Regions from separate parts of the Mus musculus genome. Here region 1 is linked to region 2. The links are chromatin contacts, found by Hi-C or POLR2A ChIA-PET in ENCODE. All regions are on one chromosome and are shown on one strand. The core of a region is the stretch at or near the end of the contact, and the rest is flanking DNA. Distances in the headings are between cores, read along the strand shown.

Evidence for each region. Hi-C counts contacts between places; a loop is a spot of excess contacts on that map. ChIA-PET counts read pairs that join two places held with the same protein, here RNA polymerase II (POLR2A).
Region 1: POLR2A ChIA-PET joins it to region 2 with 13 read pairs in Patski. The contact joins the promoter of Sike1 here to the promoter of Sycp1 in region 2. A Hi-C loop is called at or near these places in 1 of 37 maps with a recorded cell type or tissue (mature B cell). POLR2A ChIA-PET finds 5 or more read pairs at or near these places in 1 of 5 experiments (Patski).

What each region holds. Positions count from the first base shown.
Region 1 is chr3:102,992,993-102,998,173 of GRCm38, forward strand. Sike1 (suppressor of IKBKE 1) reads left to right here and starts at 2,748. Exons shown (of 5, transcript NM_025679.3): 1 at 2,748-2,975; 2 at 3,164-3,269; 3 at 4,251-4,393. The coding sequence starts at 2,817.
Region 2 is chr3:102,932,748-102,937,854 of GRCm38, forward strand. Sycp1 (synaptonemal complex protein 1) reads right to left here and starts at 3,353. Exons shown (of 33, transcript NM_011516.2): 1 at 3,239-3,353; 2 at 2,797-2,918; 3 at 2,062-2,134; 4 at 1,860-1,903; 5 at 1,458-1,514; 6 at 1-60. The coding sequence starts at 2,904.

The DNA.
Region 1 (5,181 bases), core at 1,498-3,997, 60 kb after region 2:
AAAAAAAAATGTCTGATGATACCCAAAATGCTGACATTGTGTGGGAGTCACTTGACATTCCTTAAACTTTACTAAGAATACTGACAATCCTGAAGCCTTGCGGAAACAATGGCAACCATCCAGAGAGGAATTCACCCACACAGTCCCTGATGGGCCCCATGGAAATAGCATAGCTGACGTCATAACCCTGCCAATGCGTTCCACATACACAGAGACTACTCACTGTTTTAAAGGCTTTTTATTTATTTAGAGAAAGTAAGAGGGAAAGAGGGAGGGGTATGGGAGGAAGAAGGAGAAGGGAGGGAGAGGGAGGGGGAGAGAGAGGAGAGAAATAGAGTGCTAGGTGCCTGTGTGGAGGTCAGAGGACAACTCCTGCGCATAATTCTTCCCTAACAACATGTGGGATCCAGGAGTCAAACTCAGGCAGTCAGCCTGTATGCAAGAGCCTCTATCTGCTAACCAATGGCACTCATCTTACTTTTTAGCATTTTTTATTAATAAGGGTTTGGGGACAGAGGACAATTTATGGGTAAATCCTAGCAATCACCTTTACCCACTGAGCCCTCTTGCTGACCCGCAAACAGTTTTATAAAGAAAAAAGTAAGCAAATAAACTTATCCAACTCAATTTTCCAATTTATTAAAAGCTAAATTTATTCTGTTCATAGAAATTGCTGTTTAGAGTGGGGTTTTGGTATGGTTTGGTTTTTTTGAGGCGGGGTTTCTCTGTGTAGCTTTCGTTGTCCTAGAACTCACTCTAAAGACCAGGCTGGCCTCAAATAAGAGATCTGATTGCCTCTGCTTCCTGAGTGTTGAGATCAAAGGTGTGCACAACCTCCCAGCTGTGGTTTATACTGTAGAATTAAAAGTCTAGTGTATCACTGCCTTTTGTCCCCACATATTTCCACAAGCCCTGCCCCTTCTATACTCCTATTTATGGTCATCCCAAGACAATAAAGACCAGTAAAAAATGATGTAGAGTTCTATGCACTAGAGAGCTGTAGTTCTTGGGTGTGTGGCACTGCATGAGGGAACTGGCATTTCAGTTGTGTGTCATTGTATCCCTAGGTATCACCCTAACAGCCACTGCCACACTACACAGTGTGTTCTTCAGTAGTTTTGCTTACAGTCCCAGAGTTCTACAATCTGCACAATCTAACCTTAAAGCATTTTCAGCATCCCAAAACACCATAGCTTCATTTTGAGACCCAAAGTACTAGTCTCTCTCTTTTCTCCTCTCTTCTCTTTCACTCTTTCATCTCTCTTCTCTCTTCTCTCTCTCTCTCTCTCTCTCTCTCTCTCTCTCTCTCTCTCTCTCTATCTCTCTGTGTTTCTCTGCACACTTGCACATGCACCAAGTCCTTGAGACAAGACCAAGGGCCCAACAGCTACAATCCAATATATAAATGTAAGGAATTAAGAGTTAAAGAATACCAGGGAGACAAGGGGGGGAAACTAAGTGAAATGTTAGAAACAAATAAACTAGCCTGTTCACAGTTGGGTATTCTCATGCACGGTGGCTGGGAGCATCAGGAGAGGCCCCTCCCTTCTCACCTGAGACTTATACTGCTGGCAACCGAAAACTTGTCCCCACTTCAGCCCTTCCTAATGTCCTAACCTATGCCCACATGCCTTAGGTAAGTTTATTTGGGCTACCAGTACAACCTTCAAGTGTCCCCCAATTTCTCCAGAACTGAGGGGATCTTTACCCCTTAATGTCCAGCTCACATAATCTGAGCCCTCATCCTGTGTGACTTCAAGGGGGTTGTGTACTCCTCAAGTATTTCTAAGAGTCCTGGGAAACGCTCCTCACAAAACGTTTGCAAATATATCCTGGTCTTTGTTGTAAACTTATTCGAGGCTATTATTCTGTTTTCCCAAAGTTGTTTTCCTTCCGAATGAAAATTATTTCATCTTCCCAGAGGCAACCTCTTAACACAGTTTTGTAAGTGTAAAATTTTTACAATAGGCATTTCCCCAAATCACAAAAGTACACCAAACATCACGTGTTTCTAAACTTTACATCTGAACTCAAGATAAAAGAGACTGTAGGACAGGGAAAATGATTCTTTAAAACACAGCATTACTACTATTCTACTGTCCTAGACTCTTTTGGACAAAAATATTTTAGGAAAGAATTCCCTGTCAGCCACCGTACTCGTTAAACACAGTCAGCCATAGTGCTGTAGAATAGCAGAATAGCTCCCAAATCAAAAGGCTTCCAACATTGCACTAAGGAAAGATTTTCCTTTGTGTATGTGCACACGCGTGTGCATCTAACTGATTGCATACACAAGTGCAGTTGTGGAAGTCAAAGGACAACCTCAGATGTCATTCCCAGACACTGCTCACCGTTTAAAGGAAGAAGGGAGGGAAGGAAAAAAGGAAAAGGGGGAGGTGAGGAGAAAGAAGAGAAGAAATGGAAGGAGGGAGGGAGGAAAGGAGAGGTTCCGGTGTATTTTACCACTTATTGGGGGTGAGTATCTGTTTCATCAGTTTGTTACAATCCCATTACTAAATAACAAACTACATCAATCAAAACCAGAAGAAAAGTTGAACTAAGACCGGAACAGAAATAACTTCGTGAAAAACCAGGATGTGGCACCAATCCGACCTCTGCTGCTCCACCCTAGAAAGGCTAAGGCTGTGGCGAAGCCTGAGGGTAACCAAGAGTCCACCTCTGCGCAGGCGCCGACCGAGATGCCACCACGCCTTTAAAGTGCACCCGGAAGTGACGCGATTCGCGCTGAGCCAGGGCCGGGTAAGGTCTGAGCGAAGCGCCTAGGCTAGCGGGCCCGGCGCGCCTCCTCGGCCACTATGAGCTGCACGATCGAGAAGATCTTGACGGACGCCAAGACGCTGCTGGAGCGGCTGCGCGAGCACGATGCGGCGGCCGAGTCGCTGGTGGACCAGTCGGCTGCGCTGCACCGGCGGGTGGCGGCGATGCGGGAGGCGGGCGCCGTGTTACCCGAGCAGGTCGGCCGGGGGCCGAGCCGCGCCCAGGGGTGGACGCTGCGGGCGGGTGGGTGGGGTCGCGCGGCCTGATTTATCTTGGTCTGGAGGGCAGGGCGGATGTGTGAGCTTCCTGTGTCGTGGGTGGGACTGCTGCCTCCTCCGCAGCACCTGCCCATGTTTACAGTGCCTTAGTCTGTCTTTCTGTCCAGTATCAAGAGGATGCATCCGACGTGAAGGACATGTCTAAATATAAACCTCACATTCTGCTGTCTCAAGAGAATACCCAGATTAGAGACTTACAGCAGGAAAACAGAGGTTAGTCAGGCGTGTGTGTGTGTGTGTGTGTGTGTGTGTCTAGGATTTTTTTTTTCTGGTAATACTACTTTGGACATTCTTACACAAGTGCCTGAACAGTTCACAAGCGTGCACATCGCATACATATATTTAGATCAGTGCTTCAAGGGTCAACTGGTAACAGTAAAATCTGTTAGATTGCTCTTTTAAAAGTCTTCCTGGTTGATGACCTTGAAAGATGTATTCAGTAGTTTAGCAGAGTTGAATTGTTAGATGGCTGGGGAGTGACCACATACCAAATGGAGGCTTCTATAACTAAAGTTCATAGTCTCCAAATGTAACATTTCGATATTAGAGTGAACACTAAAGTTAAGATCGACGTTTCTTTAATGTTCCTGTGCAAGATGGAAGGCTAGAACTTCGTCCCCCAAATACATAGTCTTAGGGTTGTTGATGACAGCAGGATGGTAGTTGTCTGATGGAGCCCTTTTACATCTGCCATTCCACTCTATGCCCCTGACCAAGTATTTACACAATGCAGCTAAGAAACAGGTTCACAGACACCAGTTGGAACCAGCCAGAAGGCCTGAACTGCCAAGCTGGAGGATCTGAGGCCATTCCAAGGGCCTACGTGGTTTAAGGAGAGAACTGACTCCTGGGGGTTCTTCTCTGACCCGACATGTGCCGTGGTTCACACAAATCAACAAAATGTAGTTTTTTTTTTTTAATTTTAATGAGCTCATTTTTGCTTCTGAGAAGTCAATTAGAAAACTGAATTCAAATCCGTGCCTCGTGATTACACGTCCCATTTTATTTGCACAAGACTCTACTGCCTAGAGAGTTGGTTTTCAGGTACACTGTTCACGTCTGTGGGCTTGAATACTGATTTCCAACTTTGGATTCCCAGTGTCCCGTGGAGTGTCTGAGAGCTCCAGCTGTTAGGAGGTTTGCCTTGAGACCAGTCTTAGACGTCATTGTCCAGATGTTTGCTTTTGTTGTTAGAACTGTGGGTTTCCTTGGAGGAGCACCAGGATGCGTTGGAACTGATCATGAGCAAGTACCGGAAACAGATGTTACAGTTAATGGTCGCTAAGAAAGCCGTGGATGCCGAACCAGTTCTGAAAGCTCACCAGTCTCACTCTGCAGTAAGAAACACTGATAAATAAATTGTAAATAAACTGAACTGAAATCGTGGGGTCGTTCCTTTGTTTGCAGAAAACAGTGTTCCTCTTTCTGCATATTTTCATAATCACTCTGAATTTGGCTGTGGCTTTGTGAAGACATGAATAAAGGAAGGGGATAAGGGCCTCTTCCATCCTTTAGTGGTCAAGTTACCTCCCTCACCAGGGATTTCTTTTCAGCTTGACACAGAAAGATTGAGAGTAGGCCATCCTGGGCTACATAGCAAGTGTGATACCAGCTAGTGTTGAAGGCATTCAGTGACTGCTTAGCTGATTGTTGTACATTCTATCGAGCCATAAGTTTTATAGTTCCAAGGGCATGAGTCGGATTTTATCCCTCGCTTCCACATAGCAAGCAGTCACTAACTTCATCAAATGACTCAGACTGTGTTATGGGGGGAGGGCTGGTCTTGTTCCTTTGTTTTATAGCAGTTCCTCCTCTTTGATCCTTCACTGTTTAACTTGGAGGAGCCAGCAATTACCTTGCAGTTTGTAGGGTGTTTCCTTGCCCTATTTTAGCTTTTACTGTAGTAATTAATTGGAAGCAACTATTTACTACAGTGAAAGATGCACCACGTTTCATCTTCTATCGTTAGGAGTTTTAGGCAATGGAATGTTTAAAATATTTGAATGTTTTAAATATCTAAATATTTGAGTTGTCTGTTATATTACTTTTGGTTGGTTGGGTGGGTGTTTTGTTTGTTTAGGGTTTTGTTTTGTTTTTTGCAGCTAGGTCTCATTTAGCCCAGGCT
Region 2 (5,107 bases), core at 2,103-4,602:
TTTTATCTTTTCAGCCTCTTTATACAGCTTTGAATACAGTCTGCTCATTGGCTCTGAATTCTACTTAAATGGATTTCCAAAAGTTAATTGTCTAAATTTTAATATAACCAACAATAGTTACCTACCACATATGCATATATACTAATGGTGACAAACTGTCTATTCAATTTATATTGTAGCAAAATTAACTTTCATAGTATCAAGACATCATATGCTATTTCACCAAAATCACTGACTAAAATCAAGACTGAAAAATGCTGAAGTTAATTTAATTCAGTAAGAGAATATGACTCAATAACAGTTAAAATACATCACTCCACAGGAAATACATAAAAGTTAACTATTGTATTAAAGCATTTTGTTTAGAGAAATCATTTGAGGATTAAGAGTATATTAAGAATATGACAAGAAAGTAGTAAATAAAATACGTAATTTTCAATGAGCCTGAGGTTTTAGAGTTCTTGACTTTTTTTTATTCATTATCATATTATAAATGCCAGAGGAACTTGGGTTTGCTTTTTATATTGGAGCTGGGGAGCTAACTCATGGCATCTCACATACTAAACAAATAACATAACTCTAATATGAAGCTATACTCCAAATCATATTTTAAAAATAAACTGATATTTGCTTGCATTTAACCTGTTATCAAAATACAGACTGGTTCCAAATTTTTTTATTCTGTGACACTATTAACCCTTGCAATAGGCATATAGCACTTATCAGGCCCCGAAATTTCCCTTGATTTATAAGATGTGCTGTAAGAACGACTCTTATAATTCAAAAAATATGCCATAATCTACAAATAAATTTCTTGTACAATAAAGCAGCCAAATGGCTGCATATGTAGCAGAGGATGGCCTAATCAGTCATCAATGGGAGGAGACACCCTTGGTCCTGTGAAGGCTCTGATGCCCCAGTATAGGGAAATGCCAGGGCCAGGAAGGGGGAGTGGGTAGGTTGGGGAGCAGGAGGAGGGGGAAGGGGATAGGGGATTTTTGGAGGGGAAACTAGGAAAGGGGATAACATTTGAAATGTAAATAAAGAAAATATCTAATAAAAAAACCACAACCAAATGACAATTTTACCTGTCAAAAGATTATTTTTGTAAAATGCTGACCTTTCCACATATCTCTCTACTCTTCTAGTTTTAATTTTTTTTATTTAAAATTTAATTTCCCCAAAAGATTTGTTTTCTTTTACCTAGGAAAATACAACTGTTTAGCATTTCAAATACTTTAAGAGGAAAAAAATATCTGGAATACAGATACAACTTTGTTGTAGAACAGTTGCCACTTAAAGTGCATGAGGCTCTGATTTAGTCCCCAGAGCCACTAAAAGAAAAGTCTTCAAAGAAAATATTTTAAAACATTAACTGAATATGAATACTTTGAGAACTTAAAAATGTATATTCAAATAATAAATGAAATTCCAGAAATAAGAAGGAAATATCTGACCTCAAAATCAGAGTCATTTACTCCTTCCTGATAGTGACAACTGCCAGAATTAGCAACCTAAAAAAAAAAAAAAAAAACTGTAAGATTATATATTTCAAGCTAATGACAGTTAAATACACCAGACTATGATTAGCAAAATGGCTCCATGAGTAACAATGATGGCCACAATGAGAACCTGATTTGAGCCCAGATTTACAAGTTGTAGTATGACCTCCACACATATATCATGGTATGTGTGACACTCACATACATACAAATATACATAAGCACACATATACACAAATGTAATAAGAATTAAATTACATAAAACTACTAATCCTACAACTACCAATTTTTTCTTCAAATAATTCAATCTCTAATTACAATCTCTAATAATTTAATTCTTATTACACTCTTACTAACCTGTTCGAGCATGGGCAAAATACTAAGTTTTTGAAAAGCAGGATCTGTGAAATAAGAAAATGTCATTAAATATGAGAACATCACTTTATATTATTTTACCTAACTGAATGTCAAGAGTATTAATGTAATACTTGTGTTGTATAACTGGCAATGTATATAACAAAATGTTTCTATGAAAATTTACATATTTGTCCAAACCTACCTTTATCAATGTTTTCCCGACTGGACATTGTAAATGGAACACCAAAATCACCTTCTGTACATTTGTTGGCAGTCTAGAAATACAAAGAGGTTCTTTAAATATTCTGCTCAATACCTCTTTACTGTTATTACATAACAGAAACTTTGTATATTCTAGAATATTAATAATTTCAATAGTATATGGTTTCCTTCAATCTCACTCAACCAAATTGAGATCTTCACTAAATCAAATATCAATGACATGTCTTAGCTATAGCAGAAATTACCTGTAGCATTAACAACATATCAAAGACCCGGCCCTGCAAAAGTAGAAATACTGGGAATTGTATGTGCTATTGGGGGCGGAGCCATTTCTCCAGCCCAGCAGTGAATTTTACAAGAATCACGTTTAAAGGAGTCTAAAAAGTTTGAATGTTGGCAACATACAATAAGGCCTGTAATTACGGGCAAAAAAAAAAAAAAAAAAAATCCACCCCAAATTTTAGGGTATATCAGCGATTAATGTAACATACAAAGTGTAAGGCATGCTTTTCTTATTAGCATCTCTCTCGTGAGTCTCTGTGGGCTCGCACACGTGCCCGTGGTGTGGAAGCCACCCTTCTCGCCTTGACCGCGTGCGTTCTAGGGATGGAACTTTCTAGGGGTGGACCTCAGGTCTCCGGGCTCGGCGGCTGCACGTGCCTTTCGCCCCGTCCCGGGCCCGGGCACTGTCTCCGAAGCGCCCACGCAAGCTGACCTTGAAGTAGTTGGAGTCTCCTCCCGCCGTCTGCGGTTTCACGGCGGACACTTGACTGCTGCTCAGCCTCGGCGGGACGAACAGTGTGAAGGGCTTTTGCTTCTCCATGCTGCCTCCTGGGCCTCGGGGGAAGGGAAGAGGTCACACGGCTGGGTGAGGCCGAAGTACAGTGAGCCAGGTCCCTCAGAGGGGCCCAGCGTCCGTGTCACCCTGCGGCGCGTGTGGCCTGCACGGTGAAAGCCTGCACGGCCGCACCATCTCTCCACTCCAGCCGGCCACGCGACCACGGGCCCAGCCCGAACCTCGAAGGCCGCCCGCGACTGCCTGAGGCCCAGGGCCCGGGGCCTCCCTGGCCCGCGAAGCCCGCGAAGCCAAGCACCTGGACACGCGTGACAGAGGTGTGTACGTGGGCCCCAGGCCCCGACACCCTCCACACCCTCACCGTTGTCAGGCTCCGCGGCCCGTGGCCCCGCGTGCGCTCCTTTATGAAGACGACATGGAACGGAACCGTGAGCTTCCCCTCAGAACCTCCTGGAAGCCCGAGAACTCGCGGGACTGGGAGGCTGGCCGCGACCGGCTCAATTTAACGGTTGGTCCAGCTGGCCGGGATCTCGCGCGCAGCACTTCTCGCGAGATTTCCCTTCCCACGTGCCGGGTTCTCTACCAAGTCTGCGCTCAAAATTGTCGGAGGATGCTGGGAAAGCCCCCCCCCAACCCCCTCGTTGGTGTATAGCCATTTAAAGGCGTCTCAGTGCTTTCCTTTTCTAAGGCTGTATTTATTATGTTCTGGTGCGTGTTATAGAGTGTTTCATGTGGATGTATGCATCAACCCGTGCACCACGTGCAGCGTCCTGGGCATCCATAAGGAGTAGGAGCCCTTGGAATTGGAGTTACAGATGGTTGTTAGTTGCCTGGTGGATGCTGAGAACCAAACATGAGTCCTGTGCTACAGCCATAAGCCCCATAAAAAGAAGTCATTTCTGAGGAGTCCTGTGGTTGCTGGGTGCTAAAGATGGCTTTGGGAGTCTATAGAACTTCCTGTATGTGTTTGTAACTTCATTTGCTGTGGCTACACAATACCCCCGACTAAGCAAGCAAAACGGGAGCTGTCTGTGAGTCTTAATGAGACCAAGAAGTAGGATGGGGGGGGAGGGCCGGATGGGGGAGACTGGGTGGGGAAACAGAGTGCCAAGGCTGGACATAAAAAGAAGAGGTGAAGGCTAAAACTGGTTGGGGGCAGGGGCGTGTTTTTGACGTTACAAATGAGGATCATGAAATTTTGAGCATCAGGGTTAGCATGATTATGTTTGGAAGAAAAATCATGGTATAAAGAATGGTTCCGGTTTCTGGAGTGAGCCTGTTTTAATACCTAGGACAAGATATAAGGACCTGAATGATCGATCCACAGGGGTAGTGGAGATGAGGTGTCAGTGGGAAAGTACATTTACCAGGTTGAATTAGTGTGTTTCAACTTAAGTAAAAGGGAGGGAAATCAAAGAATCAGGCTTGGCTAACTAGATATATCATCATTATAGTCTTGAGACATGCCATGACCCAGCTCTCCCCAACTGAGCTAACTCCATTTCATGCCTGCATCTTTCCTCTGCAGAGGCTTCACAGTCCTGGCATCTCCAACCATGCTGGATTCTCCATTATAACCTAGGCTTGACCTTCACAGCTTCATACAATGGCCTCCAGGGCCGGCTTGCAGGGAATCAGACCCTAACACGTATTGCCTGCCCTCAGTGGTCACTGCAGTTTTCATGACCCCTCATTCTCACATCTAGCCTGCCTGCAAAATCAGTGCTGACCTCCAAGTTCTGTCGCCAGCTGAAGACATAAACTGGTTCGTTGGACTCCAACTACTGCATCCTCTATCTGCCTTAAAGGCCAAAGCTAGAGAAACTCATGTTTAGGAGGTTGTTTTTCAGGCAGGGGCCCTGCAGAGAACCCTTTTGTTCGGGTGCATTCTCAATTCACTCTCTCCTTACAAATGAATTTGGGTTTTTTGAAAGCTAGAGTCCTCAGAGTATCAGGCATTGATCGTAAGGACCCTCTTGCTTTGAAAGGCTTCTACTAAGCTGCAGTAATATTTTTAACAAGTACACCCTTTTATCTGCCAGTTTAAGCTCGATCAAGTTCCTTTCCATCCACAAAACTGTACACTTTTTCATATCTTTCTTCTCAGTTACTGTAAATACTGCTTAAAAGCAGTTAGCAGTAACTACCACAGCCCAATACTGCTATCTTGAAATGACTTTTACCAAACAAACTAGCTTATTACTACTATTATCATTATCATTATTTTATT